Regions from separate parts of the Homo sapiens genome. Here region 1 is linked to region 2. Evidence: read pairs that join two places in POLR2A ChIA-PET (ENCODE). Cell type or tissue: B cell. All regions are shown on one strand. Each heading gives the region's core, and the rest is flanking DNA. Links, peaks and the distances in the headings are about the cores only.

Evidence for each region. ChIA-PET counts read pairs that join two places held together with the same protein. Peaks named below come from ENCODE experiments on the same cell type or tissue, not always from the same donor. Only the 100,000 strongest peaks of a DNase experiment are listed, where the experiment ranks them.
Region 1: POLR2A ChIA-PET joins it to region 2 with 5 read pairs; 2 of 35 experiments call an interaction of 5 or more read pairs at or near these places.

Annotation. Positions count from the first base shown.
Region 1 is chr14:91,656,500-91,661,499 of GRCh38, reverse strand. CATSPERB (catsper channel auxiliary subunit beta) reads left to right here. Exons shown (of 27, transcript NM_024764.4): 15 at 1,519-1,663. Among named protein-coding and RNA genes, the nearest start is that of CATSPERB, 73 kb to the left of the region's middle. In B cell, for the core only: no CTCF peak of the experiment used is centred there; no DNase peak of the experiment used is centred there.
Region 2 is chr14:91,500,321-91,507,801 of GRCh38, reverse strand. All of the region lies in intron 1 of PPP4R3A (protein phosphatase 4 regulatory subunit 3A), which reads left to right. Among named protein-coding and RNA genes, the nearest start is that of PPP4R3A, 6.2 kb to the left of the region's middle. In B cell, for the core only: no CTCF peak of the experiment used is centred there; no DNase peak of the experiment used is centred there; H3K4me3 peaks cover 73 bases; H3K27ac peaks cover 1,637 bases.

The DNA of each region.
Region 1 (5,000 bases), core at 1-5,000, 150 kb before region 2:
TTTTTCAGTATTTTCTTTAAAGATAACACTGTAACGTTAGTACAAATAGGCAGATAAATGAATGTTCACTGCAGTATTATTCACAACAGTGAAAATTTGGGTACAACTTTTAAATGTTCAGTAGTATAGTAGAAAAGTAGACTATCTCAAGTATGGTATATCCATAAGTTGGAGACTATAGGACAGTGTAGAAGAATGTGCTGATCCACATGAGCTAACATAAAATGATCTGAGATACATTGTTGCGTGACAAATGTAACTTATAGAAAAACAGGTACAATATGATACAAGTTCGAGCCTATTGTTCAAGGTGCCCTTCCTTAGACACCTAACTACCTCCCTGCTCACCAGTAATGTTTGCAGGGCCCAAAGCAAGAGTGAAAATTGAGGTCCACATACCATATGCTTTGGATCATGGATTGTGTTATGCCAGCAATGAGTGCTGCATCCTGAGTAACAGAAGCACCTATGTGTATTCAGTATGTTTCCTGTATGTGTTTGTAATATTCAGGCCCAGTAAGCAAGCAGTCCAGGGCAAAGTTACTTCCTGTCCAAGTCTAAAAGCCTTTCTGTCCTCCCTACCATAAAAATGAAATCAGTACTGTACATATTCTATTGGTATCTGCATACATATGAATGTAAATGCTTCGAATTTTCAAACCGATTAACTGGTCACCTATGGGAAGGGATAGAGGAGACTAGGATTGATTATATTAGATGAGGCATAAAAGGAGAATTGTTTGGATGGTGGTCTCAGATTCTTCAGCCATATTTATAAAGTTGGAAATGTAAGAAAAGCCTATTTTCTTGTATAACTTGTTATTAAAATTAATTTTTTAAAAATCCAAACAACAGAAATCTTCATGTGAATGAGTCTCAGGCTATTAAAAGCGGTAGCAACTGGGAATCATAATACAGAATTGATCTGTTTTATCCTCAAACAACTCTTACCTAAAGATGAGGAAACAGAGAAACTAAGATGCTATAGTAATAAACTAATATAACTATACAGTGAGATAAGTGATTTGAGGATCTACAAAGGTCCCAGGACACATCCCTTGCAAATGACAAGGGGCTCTTCCATGCAAAATATGTGTGCATATATATTTGCCAGACACCTAGAACATGAAGTATTATGTCAATATGGGGTAAACCCCTCCCCCAGATCCAAATGCACCCAGCACTCCATTCTTTTATGAACACGGAATTATTTGGGAGATCATAGGAATAACTTTGTTATTTTATACAATCACTATGCATATTGTGTAGACCGGTACTCTGCCACAGACACCTTCATACACACTCTAGGATGGAAATAGAAGGTAGACAAAGTAGATAAGGAGTCTGTATACGAGTGTGTGTGTGTGTGTGTGTGTGTGTGTGAGAGAGAGAGAGAGAGATGAATGTAGGCATATGGAAAAGATCATGCCACATGGCTATTCTCATGTAGGCTGATAGGTAACTGCCAACTGTTGCATGGCAGCCCTTTAGTAAGGTATTATCTCTTTATTCCTTTAGATATGGCTTTCAGTTGATGGCGGCAACACCTTTCAATTAATAGCTAACTTTCATGATGATATCATAAAGAAGACTTTTCATAGTTTTTATACATCAGCTATTACTTTTGTTTCTCAACGTGGAAAGGTTTACTCGACAAAGGCAGGTAAGAAATTTGCTTTCACTGGTGTAAGCATTACATGTGGCCCAGGATTAGAAGATATATGAAAAACCTGCCGTATTAATCAACTAATCCTAAGACCTCAAAACTATTAGGGGTGATGGATTTGTAGGATCTACAGAAGTAGGATCCTATGGATAGTCCTAAAGAAAGGCAACACTAGGTCACCATGCTATGTTCTCATTTACCATTTCAGAGATATTTTACTGTCCCAAAAGCCAAATAATAACAGCTACCACTTGTCAAGCTACAATTGTGCTCAGCATGTTACAAATATCATCTCATCTGATATTCAGAACAACTTTGCTGAAGTAGGTAATGTTAGCTTACTTTTGCTGATTACACTGATACAACTGACACACAACCAGTAATGGTGGAGTTGTGTGAATGATACACTGCTCTCATCTCTTTCATTTGGTAATCTTGTGCTTTCATTGATCAAGTTTATATAGCTCCTATCAGTGTTTGCATAGCAAAAGAAGTAGTTAATTTTTAAGTATAATTTTATTTCTTAACTAACAAATATTGATTTTACATATTCATGGGGTACAAAGTACTATTTTGACACATATAATGTAGAGTGATCAGATCAGGGTAATTAGCATATCTGTCATCTCAAACATTTATCATTTCTTTATGTTGGGAATGTTCAATATCCTCCTCCTAGCTATTTTAAACTATATAACATATTAGTGTTAACTATGCCATCCTCCAGTGGTATAGAACACTAAAATTTATTCTTCCTATCTGGCTGTAATTTTGAACCCTTTAGCAAATCTCAAAACAGTTAATATTGATTGACCTTAATGATAGTTGCCCACTCCTTTCCAACTCAGTTGAATTTTGCTAACCAGCCTAGGACCCTAGAGTGATAAAGGGACATGATTCTCAATTTATTTCTGTATGTTTGCGACCTGCACTTTCATTTTATTTTGTCTTTCTATTATTGAGTCTTTGAGATCTTGTTTTGTTGAATTTAATTTATTAAGATTTTTTGAGGCAGAATATGGAAGTAAATTTACCTCCTATCTTGGGATGTGCTTTGTCTCAACTTGATTCTTTTTATCTTTTACAAGCTGTTAGTTTCTTCCTTCTCTTCCCTTCCTTTTTTTAAAAATATTTTATTCTTAATTTTTGTGGGTACATAGTAGGTGTATAAATTTATGGGATACATGAGATATTTTGATACAGGCATACACTGTGTAATAATCATATCGGGGTAAATGGGGTATCCATCACATCAAGAATTTATCCTTTATGTTACAAACATTCAAATTATATTCTTCCAGTTATTTTAAAATATATAATAAATTATTATTGACTGTAGTCACTCTGTTGTGCTGTCAAATACTAGATCTTATTCATTCTATGTAATGATATTTTTGTACCCATTAACCATCGCCATTCTCCCCCTACATAATGCCCCACTACCCTTCCCAGCCTCTGGTAACCATTATTCTACTCTCTATGTCTGTGAGTTCCATTTTTAAAATATTTAGTTCCCTCAAATAAGTGAGAACATGCAAACTCTGTCCTTCTGTCCCTGGCATATTTCACTTAACATCATGTCCTCCAGTTCCAATCATGTTGTTGCAAATGACAGGATCTCATTCTTTTTATGGCTGAATAGTACTCCATTGTGTATATGTACCATATTTTCTTTATTCATTCATCTGTTGATGGACACTTAGGCTGCTTCCAAAGCTTCACTGTTGTGAATAGTACTACAATAAACATGGGAGTGTAGATATCTCTTCAATGTACTGATCTCTTTTTTGGGGGGTATATCCTAGCAGTGGGATTGCTGGATCATATGGTAGCTCTATTGTTAGTTTTCTGAGGAACCTCCAAACTATTCTTCATAGTACTAATGTACTCTCCATTGTACTAATTTATATTCCCACCAACAGTGTACAAGGGTTCCCTTTTCTCCACATCCTCACCAGCATTCATTATTGCCTGTCTTTTCGATAAAAGCTATTTTAACTGGGATGAGATGATAATCTCATTGTAGTTTTGATTTGTATTTCACCGATGGTCAGTGATGTTGAGCACCTTTTCATACGCCTGTCTGCCGTTTGTATGTCATCTTTTGAGAAATGTCTATTCAGATTTTTGCCCATTTTAAAATCAGATTGTTAGTTTTTTCCTATTGAGTTGTTTGAACTTTTTATATATTCTAGTTATTAATTCCTTGTCAGATGGGTAGTTTGCAAATATTTTCTTCTGTTCTGTGGATTGTCTGTTCACTTTGTTAATTGTTTCTTTTGTTGTGCAGAAGCTCTCTAACTTGATGTGATTCCATTTGTCCGTTTTTGCTTTGGTTCCCTGTGTTTGTGGGATATTACTTAAGAAATCTTTGCCTAGATTAATGTCGTGGATAGTTTCCTCAAAGTTTTCTTTTAGTCGTTTTATAGTTTTTTTTTATAGTTTTTAGATTTAAGCCTTTAATCCATTTTGTTTTGATTTTTGTGTGTGGAGAAAGAGGTCTAGTTTCATTCTTCTGCACATGGATATCTTCTGCATATGGATATGGATGGCCTAACATATGTTCTATTTATTTCAGAATGATCTATGTGCTGAGGAGAAGAGCGTGCATTCTGCAGCCATTGGTTGACATGTTCTGCAAATATCTATTAGGTCCATTTGGTCTACAGTGCAGATTAAGTCCAATGTTTCTTTTTTGATTTTCTGTCTGGATGACCTGTCCAGACAGAAAATCATGTCCAAAGGTGAACATGGGTTGTTGAATTCTCCAACAGTTATTGTATTGGGATCTATCTCTTTCCTTAGCTCTGATAATATTTGCTTTCTCTATCTGAGGGCTCCAGCATTGAGTGTATATATAGTTATAATTTTTATATCCTCTTGCTGAATTGACCCCTTTATCATTATATAATGACCCTCTTTGTCTCTTTCTATAGTTTTTGTCTTGAAATCTATTTTGTCTGATATAAGTATAGTGACTTCTGCTCTCTTTTGGTTTCCACTTGCCTGGAATATATTTTTCCATCTCTTTATTTTCAGTCTATGTGTGTCTTTTTAGGTGAAGTGTGTTTCTTGCAGGCAACAGATCACTGGGACTTTTTAAAAAAAATCCATTCAGGCACTCTATGTCTTTTGATTGGAGAGTTTAGTCCATTTACATTAAATATTGTTATTGATAAGTCAGAACTTACTCCTGACATTTCATTTTTTTCTGATTGTTTTGTGGTCTTCTCTTCCTTCTCTTTTTCCTTCCTATCTTCCTTTTAGTGAAGGCAATTTTCTCTGGTAGCATGTTTTAATTTCTGTCTTCAAGCTCACTGATTCTTTATTCCGC
Region 2 (7,481 bases), core at 1-5,000:
TATTAAAAATAATACATATAACCTTCACATCATGTGTTTAATTTGATTCATTATACAAAAAATCCTTTAAGATATTTTTAAGTATAAAAGTTTAATGTCGTACTATCAGAAGTATGCTTTTCTGCATAATTAATATAAGCAATTTTTTTCCGTGTATATATTATTATAGTATATATAATAGTATATATAACTATAGTATGTATAACATGTATATATAACTATAGTATGTATAATATATAGTATATATAACTATATATAATATATAGTATATATAACTATAGTATATATAATTATAGCATATATTCTATATAGTATATATAACTATAGTATATATAATTATAGTATATATACTATATAGTATATATAATTATAGTATATATATTATATAGTATATATAATTATAGTACATATACTATATAGTATATATAATTATAGTATATATACTATATAGTATATATAATATGTATAGATTTTTTTTTTGAGATTGGGTTTTGCTCTTGTCTCCCAGGCTGGAGTGCAATGGCACCATCGTGGCTCACTGCAACCTCCATCTCCTGAGTTCAAGCAATTCTCCTACCTCAGCCTCCTTAGTAGCTGGGACTATGGGCATGTGCCACTATGCCTGGCTAATTTTTTTGTATTTTTAGTAGAGACGGGGTTTCAACATTTTGGCCAGTCTGGTCTCGAACTCTGTACCTCAGGTGATCCACCCGCCTCGGCCTCCCAAAGTGCTAGGATTACAGGCGTGAGCCACTGCGCCGAACCTCCATTTATATTTTTACCATTTTGGAAATAGCCACAAATCTCTCTTCCTCCATTTTGCAGGTTGGAGGTTAAATGACTAAAACAAAATGACTTTAATTTTTATCTAGCAGGGAGAGCTTAACTAAATTACTGATGTGCCCTTGTAAATTTAGGCTGTAAGGAAAACTGAATGCAAAGAATGGACTTAGGCTGGGTGCGGTGGCTCACGCCTATAATCCCAGCATTTTGGGATGCCCAGGCCGACGGATTGTGTGGGCTCGGGAGTTCAAGACCAGCCTGGGCAACATGGCGAAACCCCATCTCTACAAAACATACAAACATTAGCTGGTGCGGTGGCACGGGCCTGTAGTCCTATCTGCTCTGGAGGCTGAGGTGGGAGGGTCACTTGAGCCTAGGAGGTGGAGGCTGCAGTGAGCTGTGATCATGCCACTGCACTGGGTGACAGAGGGAGACCCTGTCACACACAAACACACATACACACACACCATGGACTTAGAAAAAATTCCAGGATACTTGTGAAATACTGTCAGTAATCTTTAGTCGATGATTAACATTTCTTGTCACATCTAAATAGGGATAATAAGTCAAAATTTACTGACTACCTACTATGTGCCAAACTCTTTTAGCAGTTTACTTATATTGACTTACGTAATTCTTACAACAGTGTCTGATTTAGTGCTATTAACCATATTAAACTCCCATGTTACTGTCTACTTGCATTTGCTGCTTTATTAGCCTGAAGGTTTATTTCAAAGAAAATGAAAATTACTTTTAGCCTAAAGATATTTTCGGCCGGGCACAATGGCTCATGCCTGTAATCCCATCACTTAGGGAGGCCAAGGCGGGCAGATCACAAGGTCAGGAGATCGAGACCATCCTGGCTAATATGGTGAAACCCTGTCTCTACTAAAAACATACAAAAATGTAGCCAGGTGTGGTGGCGGGCGCCTGTAGTCCCAGCTGCTCAGGAGGCTGAGGCAGGAGAATGGTGTGAACACAGGAGGCGGAGCTTGCAGTGAGCCAAGATCAGCACCACTGCACTCCAGTCTGGGTGACAAAGCGAGACTCCGTCTCAAAAAAAAAAAAAATTTCAATTATAGTTTATCTACAAGCTTTACATGGATGTTTTTGTGTTGACTGCCAGTTGGGGTCAGCCATTATTGTGTGCTTGCTCCATTCTCCATCATAGGATAATTGATATTTTCTTTTTGTTGTCATGAGCAAAATGGAAAGTATTTCTGATTTTCCATAAATTGAGTCATTTGTCCAATAGAAACTTAAAATTATTGCGCTTTTCCATACTTGGGCTAGACCTAGTCATTATTGTGTTGAAGTTTTTCTTTTCTAAATTACTTGTAGCTTTTCCCCAAAAAAACTTTTGATTTTCAGATTATTTCTTTAGAACAAAATAAATATTTGATTCTTAACACTTTTCAAGTATTTATTGTCTGTAAAATTAAGTTTTTGTGATGTGTTAATCATCCACCTTAGAAATAGGCTATCAGCTAATTTGGTGGTCAGTGCTAGAGATAGTGTGATAGGGGCTTTTGCATACCTGTGAAATAAATGGTGTGTGTTTTTTTTTTTTTTTTAGGCAGAATCTCTGTCATCCTGGCTGGAGTGCAGTAGCATCATCTTGGCTCACTGCAACCTCCACCTTCCAGGTTCAAGGGATTCTCATGCTTCAAGCCTCAAGCCTGGGATTACAGGCGTCTGCCATCATGCATGGCTAATTTTTGTGTTTTTAGTAGGGACACGGTTTCACCATGTTGGCCAGGCTGGTCTTGAACTGCTGACATCAGGTGATCCGCCCTCCTCAGCCTCCCAAAGTGCTGGGATTACAGGCGTGAGCCACCACACCCGGCCGCGTTTCTTTTTTTTAATAAGTTCTCTCAGAAAGGATGACAACATGTCCAAAGTCATTCATCTATTAAGATGGTATGAGTTGGGATTCAAATTCAGGCAATTCATTTTAAACTGTACACACTACTTAGTAATGACAAAGCGTTTGGGAATTTTATAATGTATATAGTGTTAGCATGGGTATAGAAAGGCTGGGTAGTTTTAAAATTCTCTCATTATTGGGTCTATATTTGTGGACGGGGAAGCTATAATAATGCTATCTCAACTGTAGGCTCAGTTCTTGTTAGGGGAGCTTATATGCTCGTCTAAAAATCACAGAAGAGAATTTCTAAATGGAAGTACTTGTGGCCTTCATGTTACAGAGCAGATCTGTCATGGTAAGTACTGTATGCCTTCCCTTCCAAAACCGAGTAACTTGGCACTCAACCTACCTTGCTTTAGAGGAAAAGGGATGTCCCACTAAGCTTCTGGGCCCATTTCTTGGATTGCATCTTTATCCAGTAGGTTTCTGCTGGCAAAATAGGTTGTAAGAACACGTCCCTTTTGTTTTTTGTTTTCTTTTTTTTTTTTTGAGTCAGTGTTTCGCTCTTGTCACTTAGGCCGGAGTGCAATGGCACAATCTCGGCTCACTGCAACCTCCGCTTCCCGGGTTCAAGCGATTCTCCCGCCTCAGCCTTACGAGTAGCTGACATTACAGGTGCCTGCCACCACGCCTGGTGAATTTCTGTGTTTTTAGTAGAGACGAGGTTTCACCATGTTGGCCAGGCCGATCTCGAACTCCTGACCTCAGGTGAGCCACCGCACCCTGCTCTTTTTCTTTTCTTTTCTTTTCTTTTTTTTTTTTTTTTAATTTTTAAGAGCTCTGTTGCCCATGCTGTAGTGCAGTGGCAGGATCATAGCTCACTGTAACCTCAAACTTCTGGGCTCAGTTGATCTTCCCACCTAGCTGGGATTACAGGTGCACACCACTGTGCCTGGGTAATTAAAAAAAAATTTTTTTTTTCTTTTTTTTAAGAGATGGAAGGGGGTGGGTCTTACTTTGTCGCCCAGGCTGGTCTCGAACTCCTGGGCTCAGGCATGAGCCACCATGCCTGGTCCAATTTTTGAATTTTTTCAAAGGTTCTCACTGTATTGCCCAGAATGGTCTCGATCTCCAGATGTGAAGTGATCTTTCCCACTTGGCCGCCTAAAGTGCTGGGATTACACCGCACCTGGCCCATGCTTTTCTTTAAGGAAGATAGATTACCTTATTTCTCTCAGTTTTTATGATAGCCGTATACCTGCAAAGTTCCATCTTCCATTTCAGATTATTTTGTTTTTATTTTTAATTCTTTCAGTGTATGCTGTGTCTGTTAACTTGAAGTAAGGATAATAATTTCATACCTTGCTTATGCTCTCCCTTTGTGGTGAAATCATTATACTACTTTTCTTTCTTTTGTTTTTTCTTCAACTTTTATTTTAAATTCCCGGGTACGTGTGCAGGTTTGTTACATAGGTAAATGTGTGCCATGGTGGTTTGCTGCACAGATCAACCCATCACCTAGGTATTAAGCCCAGCATCCATTAGCTATTCTTCCTGATACTCTCTCTCCCTCTGCCCCTTTGTACTACTTTTCACCATTATGATTTTTACCATATCCACCTGCCAGTTTTACAGTTGATAAATGCAAGGCTGGGGAACAAAGTGAGACCCCCCATCTCTACAAAATAAAAATTTCTAAATTAGCCATGTGTGGTGTTAAACACCTGTAGTCCCGGCTGCTTGGGGCTGAGGCAGGAGGATTGCTTGAGCCCAGAGGTCGAGGCTACAGTGAGCTGTGACTGAGCCACTACTCCAGCCTGGCTGATGAAGCAAGACCCTGTCTCAGAAAAAAAAAAAATGTAGCTCGGGCACAGTGGCCCACATCTGTAATCCTAGCACTTTGGGAAGCCAAGGTGGGGGAGGATTGCTCAAGGCCAGAAGTTCGATACCTGCCTGGGCAACATAGCAAGACCCTGTCTCCACAAAAAGTTTAGAAAATTAGCTGGGCATGTGGCACATACTTGTAGTCTTAGCTACTCAGGAGGCTGAAGCCAGAGAATTGCTTGAGCCCAGGAGTTTGAGGCTGCCATGAACTTTGGTCATGCTACTGCACTCCAGCCTGGGTGACAGAATGAGACCCTATTTCTAAAAACAAAAAATTTAAAAAAGAAAGAAATGTAAGGGAGTTGGAATTCCTCCACACACTGAAGAGTGTCTTTGGCCATAATCATATTTGTGCTCCTTATTACGAAGTACTTGCCAAGGCATCCAGAATAGTGTGCTTACATTGAGTTTTTACCTTGAATTTTATAAAGTATTCTTTACATTTCAAAATAGTTTTATCTGTTCTCTGACTCATATCTTAGAGTTAAACAGGTTAAATTCTCACTGTTACTTGAGGCATGAAGAAAATGAGACATGGAGAAATGTTTTTGTTCAAGGCAGCACTGCTAGCGAATGGTAAAACTGGGATTCTGTGCTGTTTCTGCCTCTTGATAGAACTCCATGTTCATTGTAGGTGGGTCTGCCTCTATCCCTACTGTGATTAGAAAAGGAGGTCAGAACACTTAGGGTGGAAAAGCTTTTGGGGGTAAGAGCTGTGAGAGAAATGAACAGATCAGTCAGTAGTATAGAATCTTGTATATGCCAAGCATTCTGTATATTTATCAAGAAGAGCTCAGTGTCGGTACAAGGGGAAGTATTTCACTTTGAAAAGTTTGTTTATTTAGAGACAAGGTCTTGCTGTCACCCAGGCTGGAGTGCAGTGCCACGATCATAGCTCACTGCAGCCTCAAACTCTTAGGCTCAAGTAATCCTCCTACCTTAGCCTCCCAAGTAGCTGGGACTGTAGACACATGCCACCAGGCCCAGCTGATTTATTTTTAAATTTTTTCAGGGGAGGTGGGATCTTACTGTGTTGCCCAGACTAGTCTTGAATTTCCTGCCTCAAGCAATGCTCCTACCTCACCCTCCTGAGTAGCCAGGATTATAGCTGTGAGCTACCACACCTGGCCCATTTTAGTTTTTAAATGCCACTATGTAATGAGGCATTTAAATTTTTTTCCGAAAAGTCAGGAAAGAAGGACTTGGAGCACATACCTGTTACGGGTTTAAAGCATACTTTAGTCTTGGCCGGGTGCGGTGGCTCACGCCTGTAGTCCCAGCACTTTGGGAGGCCGAGATGGGCAGATCACGAGGTCAAGAGATCGAGACCATCCTGGCTAACATGGTGAAACCCCATCTCTACTAAAAATACCAAAAAAAAAAAAAAAAAAAAAAATTAGCCGGGCTTGGTGGCGGGAGCATGTAGTCCTAGCTACTCAGGAGGCTGAGGCAGGAGAATGGCGTGAACCTGGGAGGCGGAGCTTGCAGTGAGCCAAGATCGCGCCACTGCACTTCAGCCTGGGTGACAGAGCGAGATTCCGTCTCAAAAAAAAAAAAAAGCACACTTTAGTCTCCCACCTACATGAGATTTTGGGCCCCATTGACTTTTCTTTTTTTGAGGCGGGATCTCACTCTTTTGTCCAGGCTGGAGTGCAGTGATCAGGGCTTACTGCAGCCTTGACCACCAGACTCAGGTAATCCTCTCACCTCAGTGTCCCAAGTAGCTGGGACCACAGGTGTACACCACCATACCTGGCTAGTTTTTTCTGTTATTTTTGTAGAGATGGGGTCACCTTATGTTGCCCAGGCTGGCATTAACTCATTTTTGATGGTGCATTCTCTCTACTAATGAAGCATAGTACATAAGTCCCTGCCTTAAGCCTTGAATATTGATAAGGACAATATACTCTAGAAGCTGATGGGTTGAGCTGCTTGCTTAGGAGTGACAAGGGTGTAGCTCTTCTTTCTGAAATCCTTCAGTATTTATCCAAATCAGGGCTGTGGTGAAGACCAAAGTTACTTAAACCCAAACCCAAACACTCCCATATTACTTCCCTGCTACCTGAGTCTAGTTGGTTGATAGTGAAGATAAAACCATAAAAATTACAGGAATTCTCTATACTATCTCGTTTCTTCAGTGAGAGGAAGTTAAATCTTCTAAACAAGTGAATTTTCCAGATGAATAAAAGCTGTGTACCAGAAGGTGTTTTTTGGGTTTTTTTGTTTTTAAATTTTAGAGACAGGGTCTTGGTCTTTCACCCAGGCTGGAGCGCAGTGGTGTGATCATAGCTCATTGCAGCATCAACATTCTGGGTTCAAGCAGTCGTCCTGCCTCAGCTTCCCAAGTAGCTGGTACTACAGGCACATACCACCATGTCCAGCTAATTTTTGCATTTTTTGTAGAGACAGGGTTTGCCATGTTGCCCGGGCTGGTCTTGAGCTGGTCTCCAATTCTTGGCCTCCAGTGATCCACCCACCTCAGCTTTCCAAAGTGCTGGGATTACAGTAATGAGCCACCATGCCTGGCCTACCATAAGTTTTAAAAGTCAGTAATTTTTTTATGGAATGTTGACTAAATGTGTACTGGAATGTTTTTCCTAAACAGTAAATGAATATATTGGTTAACCTCTTATTCGTAATGTGTTTATGGGTCATTATTAATGCTTGGTGTTTATGGGTCATTATTAATACTCGTTTTCCTGCTATACAACAGTACAGTGTTACCAGTGAAATGACTGTATGATGATGCCCTAAAAAAACAAGTATTGAGGCCAGGCGCGGTGGCTCAGCTTGTAATCCCAAGCACTTTGGGAAGCCAAGGCAGGCAGATCATGAGGTCAGGAGATCTAGAACATCTTGGCCAATATGGTGAAACCCCGTCTCTATTAAAAATACAAAAATTAGCTGGGCGTGGTGGTGTGCGCCTGTAGTCCCAGCCACTCTGGAG